Linked DNA regions of Homo sapiens: regions 1 and 3 are each linked to region 2. A link is a contact called in ENCODE Hi-C or POLR2A ChIA-PET data. All regions are on one chromosome and are shown on one strand. Each heading gives the region's core, a stretch centred on a gene start or an enhancer-like site at or near the end of the contact. The rest is flanking DNA. Distances are from core to core; before and after follow the strand shown.

Region 1 (4,744 bases), core at 888-3,387, 4.9 Mb after region 2:
ATAATTTTGACTTACACCATGTCAAATTGAAAATGCTTTATTAAACTAGTTATGCAAGTGGGAACATTACTGAAAAGACTCTTGGCTCAGATATCTTGTAAAAAAGCAACTGCATTTTCAAAATTTGTTCAAATACTCTCAACCACCAGGAAGAGACAGAAAAAGAGCGACTAACTTCTTGAAAATTTTAAAATAAGGCTGCTTAGCCTTAGTCTGCAAGTAAATTAAATTGTGATTCTTTATTTTGGGAGGTCACAATCATCTGGAAATCGATGAAAGCTACAAACACCCTAGGAAAATGGACACACGCACAAAATTTTCCATATAATTTCAGGTGATCCTAGGCTACCTCTCCACAGTCTAAAGTGGAGAGAAAACCTTGGATTCTGTTAGTCTTCACTTCCACTTTCGATTTTTGAGACCATTTTTTTTTTCTTTCCTGCTATTAAAGAATGGTGTCTGAATGAACGATATTCAAAAGCCAGAGAGGATAAAAACACTATAATACTGCTAAGTAAAAAATTCAGGGATATACCCTCTTGCTTAATGGCTTAACCATTCCTCATGCTTCTCCTAGATGAGTGGTTCTCACCCTCAGCTGCATACTGCACTCAAATGGAGAGCTTTAATCATTTATACCTGATGTCTGGGTGAAATCCTAATTTTAGTGACCTAGACATCAGGACTTCTAATAGTTTTTAGTTTAAGGCTAATAAGCAACCAAGGTTGCAAACCATTGTCCTAGACAGTCCTGGTGTTTCCAACTCATGTGAACTGGGTGTTTCTAAATTTTCAGAATGGAGGGAGGGAGAAGATGGAGTGCTAAGATTTGAAATTCAACGTCACTGCTTTAAATTGCTGGTCTTGAGTGTGGCCTAACAGTGAATACCCTGGGCATCCTCCAATCGCCTGGCTGAGCTATGAAACACCCCTCTTTTCTGTAGACAATGGTTCTGCATAATGCTATGCAATTTCTGAGAATTCCTAAAAGTTGATTTCTATGCTTAAACAGTAGTCATTTGAATGCTTTATTTAGTTGGATCATTTCCACAAGAAACGGGACTGCCTGAGGTTTGCAGATATCCATGACTTTCCCCAACATAAACTGACAAATACGTGGAATGTTAATATTGTTTTAAAATCACTAGCAAAGGGCCCTGAACCATCTCCACAAAAGTGCCTCTTCAGCTTATGCTGCACCAATTATGGGCCCAAAATGGTTCTCACAGTTAAACCAACTTTTCCTGAGGCCCCCTTTATTCGAGCTCATATAAAGAAATCCAAGAGAGAATTGCTGTCTTATAACAAAATCTACATCCAGTAAGTGTTCAGGGCAATAAAAGTTGCAAGGAAAACGATAACGACACATGAAGAGTGAAGGTTCTTCAGTTCTAAACTTGGCTTTTCTCCCAAATCAAACCAGTGAAGAAAGCCGGGGGTAAAAGGAACCGGGTAGCTGGGAGACGCTGCAGTTCCAGCCAGGAAGCCAGCGAGAGGTGCAGAGGATGGGTGGGTGTCTGCACGGAGAGCCCCGAACAGGCCCGGGGGAGTGACGGGGGACGGGAACAACTACTCGGTGCAGATGGGAGTCCACCGCAGGTGGCCGGCCGGGGCACCCAGGGCTTCGAGGAGGTAGGGCCGCTCTCCTTAGAGGCAGCAGCGGGAGTCCCAGCGCGGCGGTGGGGCCGGCCCGAGGGCGGCCAGTGACGCCGGTAGCGCCCCTCCTCAGCCGCCAGGCCCTCGGCAGGGGACGCCGCCCGCCCCGAGAGCACGTCCGAGGCGGCGGCCAGGCCGGCTCTGCGAAGGCCTCGCAGCGGGCGGGCAGGCTGCGGGAGCGGGCGGCGCTGACAGCTGCGCAGGCGGCTACTCGCGCGGCGACGGCACGGGGCTGCGGGCGCGGCGCAGGCCAGGCCGCCCCAAGAACCCAGCCCGCTCCCCATCGCCGCCCGCACCGCCCACAGCGGGAGGCTCAGCGCTCCGTTACCTTGTCGCAGTAGAGCCCCACCAGCTGCTTCATCCGCCAGTGTGGGGCGGTGAAGACGTCCACTTCTTCAGGAAAGGGCGCCATCGCCACTGCCTCAGCCTCCGCCTCAGCAGCCGCGGCCGCCGCCTCTCCATAGACACCCTCGCCGCGGGGCAGAGGCGGCGCGCCCCCTTGCGCATGCGCCCGCCCCGTCGGCGCGCGCGCCCGGTCGGCTTGGCCGGCGGGGACGCGGGGGCGCGCAGGCCGCCGCCATGCGATCCCTGCGGCCCACGTGACCGGGCGCGCGCAGAGGCTCGCGGCTTCTGCCTCCCGCCCCCACTCTTTTCGTTTTTTGTCGTCTTCATAAGCCGCAGAAGGAACCCAAACCTTTTCCCTGTTTCTTTCACTACATGAAAGCACAGTAGCTGAGGGTAGGGGAAAGTCGTTGCAGTGGCGCTCTCGGCGCTTCTCCCGTTGCTGCCCTGCCCACCACGGCCTTGAGGAGAGGCAGCCAAGCACAATGGCCGCGGTCAGGGCCGCGAGCTCTGCTTGTGCCCACGCCCCGACGCCTGCTTGGCCTGGGTGACCAATGCTTCTGGCCAGGACCTCCGGAGCTGCCCTTCGCCTCCCTGCGATTGGCCCGTGCCAGATTTTTCCTGGGGCCGAGCGCAGACCACCCCGGCCGCCACTCAAAGGCCGGGCCTGGCTCCCACCCAGCGGTTGGTGAACCAGAGCTGCGGGCTCTGAGAGCTTCGGTCCCGGGCGGCAGCCCACAGCGGGCGCGGGGCCTGGGTGCGAGGGGCGGGGCAGAGACCGCGAGAGAGAGTTCTCGTGAAATTCGGGAGACTCAACGTGGGGGAAAAACAGTATCTGGGGATCCAGGTGCGGAAATGCACCTCAAGTGCAGGAACGCGGGTCAGGGATAGGCCCGACGGGCCTTGGGGGTGGGGAGAAGGGTGAATAATGGAAGGTTGGTGCGGGAAAGAACCTTGGTACAAATCCCGCCATTTTAAGCGGAGGTTCGGAGAGAAAACAAGGTCACTAACCCAGGAAAATGTCTGCCTCTTTCCCATAAATCGCCTGGCCCTGGCCACAGACCTCCTGGAGACTCTGTTCTCTGCTCACGCCGGTCAGTCTTAGATTGGTTGGCTGGAGTACTGCTGGACAGATAGAGAAATAGGAGAAAACAGGGAAGCCTGAGAACCTTGGGAGGAATTGTTATTTGCTTAATGGCCAGAACCTCCAGGAGGGCAAGAACCAGATATGCTGTGTTCACCCTTGTTCTCTATTATCTATCACAGTTGCAAGACAACATGGGGATCAGTAAATAGTCAACAAATAATGGAGTAGAAGAAGGTGAGAAAGAACTTTGCAGTGGAATGCACCCTATTTAGTTCTAATCTTATATTACTATATGCTATTATAGACAGTGTGAACAGTGGTTAAACCACAGACTCTGGAAGTTAAGATTCCTGGTTTTGCCAGACACTAGCTATACAACCGTTAACAAGCTATATGACTTCTTTATGCCTCAGTTTGCTCTGACATGAAATGAAGCTAATAATACCTACCTCAGAATCTTTATGAGGATTTATATATTTGAAGCACTTATAACAGTACCGTCTGTAAGCTAGTAATACTTTTTTAAAGCAACTCTATGAGGTAGTGCTGCAGGAAATTAAGTCTTCAAGACATTCTAGTAGTTGCCTAGGGTCCCACAAATTAGTAAGTCAAAAATCTGTCATATAAATCTGGATCTGACAGTACCCCCAGAGTCATTGCATTAGTTGGGATACAGAGATGGCTTATTCACAGTCTGTCTTAAGAAGCAGGAATAAGGCTTAAGAAATAGAATAATAATAAAATATTTGATAAAGATTAATTTCTCTCTTCCTCCTTCTCCCTTTCACCCCGTTTCTCGTTCTTTTGCCAGGACTTTGCCTCTATATTTTTTAATAACCTCCAGAGAGCATTTTCTTATTTACCCTCTATTTCTTTACCTCATACTAATCTTTCACTCCAGCTATCTTGGAATGCAGAATCAGACCTCAGGTGAACCAGTTATATAGAGAAATGAGCTCCATGAGAACATGCACTTTGTTTTATCCTCAGCACTTAGAATGATGTCTGTCATAAAGTGAGTATTCAGTAAATATGTTGGAAAAAAGAATGAGGGTAGTTCATAGCACTGTGTAATTTCCTCATTTTTACTAATGTTTAATATGCTATGTTGTCTTGTCCAATCAACTGTTTGTGTCTGTGCTGTTCACTAGTGTATCCATCTGTAGAACCAGACACATTAAAAAGGTATTTGGCAACAACAACAAAAAAAGTCCATCCACACAGTTTCACTGTAACCCAGATTTGAAGCTCTATAATCAGCTGAAAAGTAGTAACAGCCACTTTGGACACTGGCCATTTCAAGGAATTTGTTTTAGATGACAAAATGAAAGAAAGTGATTTTAAAAATAATCCCTGTGAGTAATTTTTCCCATGGAAAGCTATTAACATTAGCTCCATATGCTGAATTATGTAGCAATTAATCACCTGATATATCCAAAATAAATGACTGACTTTACTGAACTTTAGCTCTAAAGAGGTCATTGATCAGTGTAGTATCATTACCATAGGTTACTGCAACTACAGCAGATTTGGGAGGGTTATTAAGACCAAGGTTGTCACTTTACCTCTCTGTGAGACCTTTTTGGATGTATGACAGCAGATAATTCCAACAGACCATCTAGCAATTGACCACCACAAGAAGTCTGAATAAGGCATGTG
Region 2 (4,326 bases), core at 1,615-4,114:
GGGGATCTTGGTCTATTTGATGAGTACAGTGGTCAAGGAGAGCCAGATCAGACAGAAGCACCTGCCTGCTACCCACGGGGACATGAAGTTGTTAACAGCAGCCTGGACTCTGCTGGCTCTAGGACAAAGCAGGTGAGCTGAGTTGAGGTGGGTGGCGGGGGCGGGTGGCACATAAGCCTGACTCACACCTGCTGTTGACATCAAACAGTCACATGTTCCTATGGTGCCTGTTGTTTATGTCAATGAAGGGTAAGCCCTGAGGTCAGGAAACTCAAGATTTCTCCCATCCGAATGTTCCTAGAGTGAAGACGGCAAATGTGCCATCTCTTTTCTTTCTTTATTTAGAGGCATTCTATGTAAGATCAGGATGCTAATGCTTTGTTATGTCCATTGAAAATATCTTCTCCCAAGATGGGACTTGCCTTCTCACTGTTTTCATGGAATCTTTTGATGAAAATAAGTTCATATTCCATTTCACATTGATTGGTGGTGGTTGCCTGCAGCATAACTTTACAAAGAGTTCTGAGATCCTGGGCTGGCTCAGTAGGAAAGAGAACTATGATCTATTAGAAATGTCTGACAACCATACAGGCCCCTGGGACTGTTGTTTTATAGCCCTGGAATAAGCTAGCTAACTAGTCAAATGGATTTCAGCTCACTTTCCTGCCAAGGTACCCATTGGATAGAACTCTGGGAGCATGCAAATGCAAAGACAGAAATTCATGAAAGAAGCAGAGATAGTGCAGACTTTCAGTAAATAGTAGACACACACACGTAGATCATTTCTCAAGGAGAAAGGTACATTTTACCTTCCTAGGGGAGGTGAACTAAGCTCTAGATTTGAAGGATGAATAAGTTTAAAAAGTAGAACAAAATTGTATAAGTTTTCATATATGCAAGACTAATAAGTTCTAGAGATTTTTTTGTACAGCATAGTGCCTATAGTCATCAATACTCTAGTACGAATTTAAAAAATTAATGTCAAGTTTTCTTACCAAATAAACAAATAAGCAAATAAAACAAAAAGAACACAAGAAAAATTTAGAGGTGCAGGATATGTTTATTGCCTTAATATTGGTGTTTTTTTTTTCTTGTTATTGTTTGTTTGTTTTGAGACAGAGTCTCGCTCTGTCACCCAGGCTGGAGTGCAGTGGCATGATCTCAGCTCACTACAAACTCCGCCTTCTGGGTTCAAGCAATTCTCCTTCCTCAGCCTCCCAAGTAGCTGGGATTACAGGTACTCACCACCATGCCCGGCTAATTTTTGTATTTTTAGTGGAGATGGGGTTTCACCATGTTGGCCAGGCTGGTCTCAAACTCCTGACTTCAAGTGATCTGCCTGCCTCAGCCTCCCAAAGTGCTGGGATTACAGGTGTGAGCCACCGCACCCAGCCATTGCCTTAATATTGTGGTGATGGCTTCACAGGTATGTCCAAAATCATCACATTGTATACATTAAATATGGGCAGTTTATTGTATACAAATTAGGCCTCGATAATGCTTTAAAAAAATCTCAATAAATAAAAATGGGCAGTGGTATGAACAGCATGGTGCATCCATGAAAATTCAAGCTGTTTTGTGGGCCAGGGTCATTTCAGGTCGGCATAGCCTGTGACGGGAAGAGTGAGGCTGAAGAGGTTGCTGGGGTCTATGTCATCATGAGCACACCTTCTCTATGTTAAACAGTTGAGATCTTATTCTGCCAGTTATGGGGTTCCTGGTCTTTGTCCTATTTATTAGCATCAGGGTGAAATGTGAGATTATAAAATAAGGCTTGGCAGACAGGAAAGACAGAATAACAAGAACATGAGGGAGGACAGGCTTAGAAATTAGTGGGTGGCAAGTTAGCAGCCTCAGCTCTTTCATCAAGGAGCTGGGCTCAAGCTACATGTTTGGCTTTTGCGGAAGCTTCTATTTGAGGATAGAAGGATAGCCAAGAAGGAAAGTTGGGGGCTCAGTCTTTGAAAGATTGGGGATCATGGGAGTAATGGGTTATTAAAAGAGGCTTGAATCCAAGGGTTGGGGCAGCAATCTAGTTATCAATCTTGGAGCACAGGGGACAGGAAGGAGACTCAGGCTTAGAGCAGTACTGGACCATCATGAGAGCAATTGTCCAGCACCTGGCAGAAGGTTGGGTAGCCAGAAAAAAGCTGAATTGACACTCAGAACTTGCAGCTAATACATTACCTGTAACCTTAGCAGAGCAAAGGGGCACACATTATGCCACTTCAGAGACCTGAGTTTCAATCCCCACCAGGCCCTTTGTGCCTACATGAGTTTGAATACATATGGCTGTGCCACAGGAGACTGAGCAGCCGATTCAACAAGATGAGAGTAGAGACTGGTGAGCAGCAAGGGCAGAAGAGCCCCTCCAGTGGCAGGGGGAGAACCTGCGGTTGTCTTGCCAGCTTTGCCTGCTCTGTGCTCTTGGCCTCTCCCTCATTCTCATAGCCAGGGCTTTTGGAATTGAAACAGAAAAGTGGGATTTAAGCAGTTCCAAAATGACAGTCCTAGGTTCACTATCAGGCAAATCTTGTGAGCTCCAGTTTTGATTAATACAGCATCTGGCCCACGTCCCCAGCCTATGTCCAAATGGTTCAGGTATTGCCCAGCCGAACGACCTTGGCAAGTGTCAGGAACTCTCTGAGCACCTAATTCATCATCTACAAAACAAAGAGAATAATTCCAACTTAATAGAGGTGACATAAAGCTTTCTTAAGGATATTGGTGAAATGCACATACCACCCACTACACATCTTTACTAAATGCTCAACCAACGTGATGGTTGCTACGGTGACAATGATGGTGATTATGATGTGTGCTGACCTCTTGTTCTCTGTGAGTCAGACTTTGGTAGCCTCCTTACTTGCTCCACTTGCTTCAGAGAGAGAAGTGCGGGTTTGCGGTTTAGTGAAGGAGCAAGGCTCATGTGAATAGAAGAATCCAAGGTAGAGCAGGAAGAGAAATCCAGCTAGAGAAAGAGGTGGAAGTCAAAATAAGTAGACTCTTATTTTAAATTTTTAATGGCTTCTTGGTGGCTTCAAGATAAAAGTAAGTATACAATTACAATGCAAAGATAGTATTCAAATGGGGAGTTGAATGGGGAGTTCATTAGGTAAGTTGAGTTAACTCACAGGATTGATTCCTTTTCATGACATAAAACCATCTGTGTTTTGGGTAGTGTGAATTGTGAATTGAGAACTCCCCCTCGCCCTTCTCTCAGCCTGTGTTACTTTTTCTTTATCTTTGACTCTGTATCATTAACATTTCACATATCTGATTTTATTATAATTTTCTATTTATCTCATTTTCCCACCAGACAATGAATTCTTTGGAGGTGAGCACTACATGTATATTTTACCTTTGTTTCTCTGCACAGGATAGACAATGAGGAGCTTTGTGTTTGGGAAAAGAATAAAAGTCAACTGTAGCAAAACCTCTCAGAAGTAGGATTTATAAACAGTTCTCAAAGGATGCACATGAAAATGTAATTTCTTGGGAAAGTGGCAAACAGAAAAGAATCAAACCGCAGTTGTGTGTGGCAAGGATAAATATGCAACGCACCATCAATAGGATTTGTTGGGTGAATAAAAAAGCCTTTTAGCCAACAATATGTAAGCAGAAGAATGGAGCAGGAGTTAGAGAGAACCCTCAAGCAATAATGGAGGCCACTGGAGAGGCAAGACTGCCAAAGGCTAAGTTATTGACCCAGTATTTTTAAAACTGCCTCCGAAAAGAAGCCTGAACGAAAGAAAATAATTTGTGCTATTAGAATGTATTTTTCCTTTGTGTTCCTATCTACTTCCTTCACAAGCTATTTTTGGTAAGTTTTCATTAACCTTCTAACAAAATGCCAATTAAATCATCTTTTAATAGGCTGTGTTTAGAAGACCGAATCCAAAGAGAAAAACGTGCTAGATCGACACTTCAGTGTAGAAACCAGATTCTTAATCCTACTTGGATAACAACTGACATTCTCAGTTGTTTTCACCTGGGATAGCAATATATTACATGAAAACACAAATTCTCCAAGCAGTAATAAGGAATACATAATACAATACTAGTGCTGGGCTGACTTTCCTGCTTTGTTTCCTGGTATCTATTTTTTGTTTGTTTGTTTGTTTATTTTTGCCTTTTTCCACCAGTTGGCTCTGTTAACAGTAATTTGTTTTCCACATATTGCCAAACAACCTCCCGGGTTTGTGTTTATCATATAACCTGACAATATACTCAAGTCTGTGTTGATGTTTGAATGTTTTGCATGACATCAGCATTCTCCTATTTCCGGGAATGTGAATTAAACCACACTGCATGTTTATGTTTGGA
Region 3 (4,293 bases), core at 1,646-4,145, 3.4 Mb after region 2:
GAGATTGGTAATGGTGGAATGGTTTGAAGTCCTGGGCTGAGACAACCAATGGACTAACGATGAAGAAAAGGCTCTTCTGCTCAGAATAGCCTTCTCCCCACTTAAGTCTCTCCTAAAGAGGATCATCAGAGCAAATCTGTGACTAACAATTCTAAACTTGAAGTGGAGACAGATGTTCACAAATATGTATACGAATATTTAGCTAAAAATAACTAAAATAAGACAAAATGTCTTATTTTCAGTAGCTAAAAATAAACTAAATGCTCACCAACAGTTGATGGGCATAAAAGGGTGGCATATTGATTCAGTGGAATACTGTTTAGCAACGAAAAGTAACATACTACTCATAAGCATAACTAAATTGACAAATCTCAAAAAGGTTATGTTTAGTCAAAAGAAACTGGAACAAAGAACTGTATATTGTATGATTCCATTTATATGAAGTTCTAGAATAGGTAAAACAATTATGATGACAGATTGTTATTATTTATTAAACAATTATGACGACAGATATTGGAGCAGTAATCGTCTCTAGGGCATGACCCTAGAGAATTGACCAGAATGAGGTACTAGAAGGGACCTCTATAGGATGACGAAAATATTCTGTTACTTGAGGGTTTGGATGCACAAATTTATTATGCATTTGTTAAAGCTCATCAAAATGCACATAAAATCTGCTTTTTATTATATGTAAATTGTGCCCCATTTAAAAAAATGGTAAAAGAAAAATGCTTCATACCCTTTCCCAAATTTAAATGGAATTTCCTTTTACAGTAGCCATCAAGAGTCTATAGATTCACCCCGATGTTAAGAGCTTATCAATTTTATCAATCTTATTGCCTTCTCTTCTCCACGGATTCTTTTTTTTGAAATTGTCTTTCACTGTTTTCCTAAGAAACAGGCAGAAATTGAAAAGTAACTGAACACAAATGGGATTTTCTAACCAGAGAAAATGCCTGTCCAAGCATTGGCCTTTAAGAGAAGAGAGAACAATTCTCCCTTCATCAGATATCTAATTTCAGAGACTGTTTTAATGATAATTGGCCTTTAATGATTTCCTTCACAACTAGCAACTAACATTTGAGACAGAATTTAGAGTTTGAAAAAAAAAAAAAAAAAATCTCAGGTTATTCCAGTCACTGTTTTACAGGGACTGGCATCTGAAAAAAGCATCTTGTTTTTCCAACAGCAACTAAGTTAAAGATAACATGGCTTTAAAATAGAGAGATAAACTGGTTTTACTACATACTTTGACCATTTTCTTCATGGTTAGTCAGCAGTTTAATCTAGCCTTTCGTTCATGTCTTCGAATTCATCACATTCACACAAAGTACATGATGACTAAGTAAATCTGAAAATAAAGTGCCCAAAGGCAGATTATTTGCCACATACTTTATGATATTTAAAATCCTGAGAAGGTAAGCAGTCTTGTCTCAGTTGATGTAAAAGTGGTCTTAAACACACATCAACTACGAAATCCTACTAATGCTAACTGATAATAACATTGATGTTCCAATTTCCTGACTTGTTGATTGCCAGTTTGGCTAGTTTTCTTTGACCTATAGTCGTAAGATGGTGATGACGTTGACGATGACGGTGGAAAAGCTTATGAAAATGTTGGCTATCAAGAAGATTGTGAGCAGTGAATTTATTTCCTACTGCAATTTTACACTAAAACTTTCACATGGTGACTTGTTTTCTCTCCATTCTTTTGCTCGTATTCTCTTACAACATCAAGATTATGTTCTGTGCCTAACAAGCCCATTCAATGTTGTCTTCCACAGCTTTCAGACAAGCTCCTTTCCAATTAGTGAAACTTTTCTTCTTCCCATCAAATGATAAATACATGATTATTCTGATTTTAATATGAACATTCCAGCTGGCATGAAAATAACTCTCTAATTGCAAAAGAACAATTTATTACCTTTATATGCATTTTTTTTTTTTAGCATCCATTGAGTATTTATGTGGCATAAGGCACTATGGTTGACAGACATAAAAGTACATACCCATTAACTAATTACTGATGCATTAATATATGTATTGATATACATAGAGATAGAGATGATAAAGCTATAGAAAAACTATGAAATCATGAGCAACTGAATTTGCTGAAATGGCTGTATTATTGGACATTGGTTTTCAAAAGTTCAAACGACTGCAGTGAAAGTTTTTATTTTAAGAGCAATCATTGAAAGAATCAACTGACCTTGCTGTTCTCTGTCTCAAGTCAGAAAATAAACAGAGAAAGTGTATCTTAGTGGTTTGCAAGTGATTCAGAGCAGGATGCTCAGCTATTAGAAAGTCATCGATTCGGCTGGAGGAAATGAGTTGGCTGAAGCACGAGATATAAGCCAATGCCCAGGATTGTGAGGTCAGGGCAGGATGCCAAGATGAACTACATTTCCTGGCAAGAATTCAAGCTCATTGCCAAAGGCCTTGCTGTTATTCTGAATCCAGGTTTTGTAACCTTTTCAAAAACTCTTACCTTGATATTCAATATTTTTCATTCAACCTTTCTATTTTTCAAGATGCACGATATTAGTATGACATTTATATAAATTTAAATGCAACCTAAAAATCCACATTTTAAGTTAAAATCCATTCACTGCTTTAAGGCTATTTTTTTTAGGGTGACAATCAACATTGTCCATTAACTTTATTTTCAGACATATCTCTCACCCTGGAAAATAAGCAAGCTTGCCAGGAATGTTACTCAGAAAAAAAAAATTAATGGTTCAAAAATATTAAAGCCGTTAGCCACTGCTGACCAGACTGCTTCAAATAATGTGTATTGGGAAGGGTCATGACTGGATGGGAAACCAGCAGACATCAGTTCTATTCTGGGCTTGACTTCCACGTGACCTTCTCAATTCACTCAATTTTTCTGTGGTTCAGTTTGCTCAGGTTTCAAAAAAATGGAATGATAATACCAGGATGTTGTGGGGAGTCATCAGATTAGCAAGAAGCTTTGGACTCTTGAGACACACCTAATGTAGAAATAGATGATATCCAAGACTTGCCTCAGAACAATACATCTTGTATTCTATGTACTGTATTCTCCTTTTTTCTTCTCTCATTGTTTTAAAGCCCCATGAATTATTCCTTTCAGACACTGCATTGTTGTTTTGAATTGTTGCTCGGTAACAAATGATGAGATAAATGTTTCAGGGGCGTCCATGTGAAGAGACCACCAAACAGGCTTTGTGTGAGCAATAAAGCTGTTTATTTCACCTGGGTGCAGGTGGGCTGAATCCGAAAAGACAGTCAGCGAAGGGAGATAGGGGTGGGGCCGTTTTATAAGATTTGGGCAGGTAAAGGAAAATTACAGTCAAAAGGGGTTTGTTCTCTGGTGGGCAGGAGTAGGGGGTCACAAGGTGCTCAGTGGGGGAGCTTTTTGAGTCAGGATGAGCCAGGAAAAAGACTTTGACAAGGTAATGTCATCACTTAAGGCAAGGACCGGCCATTTACACTTCTTTTGTGGTGGAATGTCATCAGTTAAGGCGGGGCAGGGCAATTTCACTTCTTTTGTGATTCTTCAGTTACTTCAGGCCATCTGGGCATATACGTGCAAGTCACAGGGGATGCGATGGCTTGGCTTGGGCTCAGAGGCCTGACATTCCTGCCTTCTTATATTAATAAGAAAAATAAAACAAAATAGTGTTGAAGTGTGGGGGGTGGCGAAAATTTTGGGGGGATGGTATGGAGAGAGAGAATGGGCGATGTTTCTCAGGGCTGCTTTGAGCGGGGTTAGGGGTGGCGTGGGAACCTAGAGTGGGAGAGATTAAGCTGAAGGAAGATTTTGTGGTGAGGGGTGATATTGTGGGATTGTTAGAAGAAACATTTGCCGTGTAGAATTATTGGTGATGGCCTGGATACGGTTTTGTATGAATTGAAAAACTAAAAAATGGAATAAGAGAAGGAGAAAAACAGGTATAAAAGGTCTAAGAATTGGAGGACCCAGGACATCTGATTAGAGAGTGCCTAAGGAGATTCAGCGTAGTCCTGCCAGCAAAGATTATTTACTTCAAGAGTTTAGAGTGGCAGTTTGGGGATAGCACCAGGAGATATCAGCTGTGATGGCTTGGAGAAACAGTGTAAACCGGCAGTGTAAACAAGAGCAGGGCATGTATGAGTAGTTGAGAACGGTGAATAGGAGTATGACTGGACAGAAGATAGTAGGGATGACAAATTTTTTGGGGCACAGTCTAAGTTGGTCTGGTGTCTGGAATGAGACTGGGGCCTAATAAAAAGGAGCATCTATACAGGAGCTCAAATGGGCTGTACCTTGTA

Evidence for each region. A loop is a pair of places that touch in the nucleus more often than their neighbours do. ChIA-PET counts read pairs that join two places held with the same protein, here RNA polymerase II (POLR2A). Pooled maps may share reads with other maps.
Region 1: a map with no recorded cell type shows a loop between it and region 2 (2.4-fold over the local background). The contact joins the promoter of FBXL5 here to the promoter of LINC02498 in region 2. A Hi-C loop is called at or near these places in 1 of 37 single-sample maps with no recorded cell type and 2 of 50 pooled maps. POLR2A ChIA-PET finds 5 or more read pairs at or near these places in 1 of 52 experiments (activated T-cell).
Region 3: a loop to region 2 is called in a map with no recorded cell type, with 4 times the contacts of the local background. The contact joins the enhancer-like site here to the promoter of LINC02498 in region 2. A Hi-C loop is called at or near these places in 2 of 37 single-sample maps with no recorded cell type and 2 of 50 pooled maps.

What each region holds. Positions count from the first base shown.
Region 1 is chr4:15,653,220-15,657,963 of GRCh38, forward strand. FBXL5 (F-box and leucine rich repeat protein 5) reads right to left here and starts at 2,138. Exons shown (of 11, transcript NM_012161.4): 1 at 1,985-2,138. The coding sequence starts at 2,068. It also overlaps a transcript of FAM200B not described here. RefSeq lists silencers at 1,573-1,792, 1,823-1,892, 2,031-2,208, 2,133-2,242 and an enhancer at 2,543-2,662.
Region 2 is chr4:10,734,727-10,739,052 of GRCh38, forward strand. It overlaps LINC02498 (long intergenic non-protein coding RNA 2498), which reads left to right and starts at 2,865. Exons shown (of 4, transcript XR_925377.3): 1 at 2,865-3,051; 2 at 3,380-3,823. It also overlaps a transcript of CLNK not described here.
Region 3 is chr4:14,166,781-14,171,073 of GRCh38, forward strand. The region is part of intron 1 of LOC124900670 (a long non-coding RNA gene); the gene reads left to right. Among named protein-coding and RNA genes, the nearest start is that of LINC01085, 57 kb to the left of the region's middle. RefSeq lists an enhancer at 3,345-3,916. Within about 2 kb of position 2,896, at least 4 of the 41 ENCODE cell types and tissues checked have a DNase peak (open chromatin) inside an H3K27ac peak, as active enhancers do.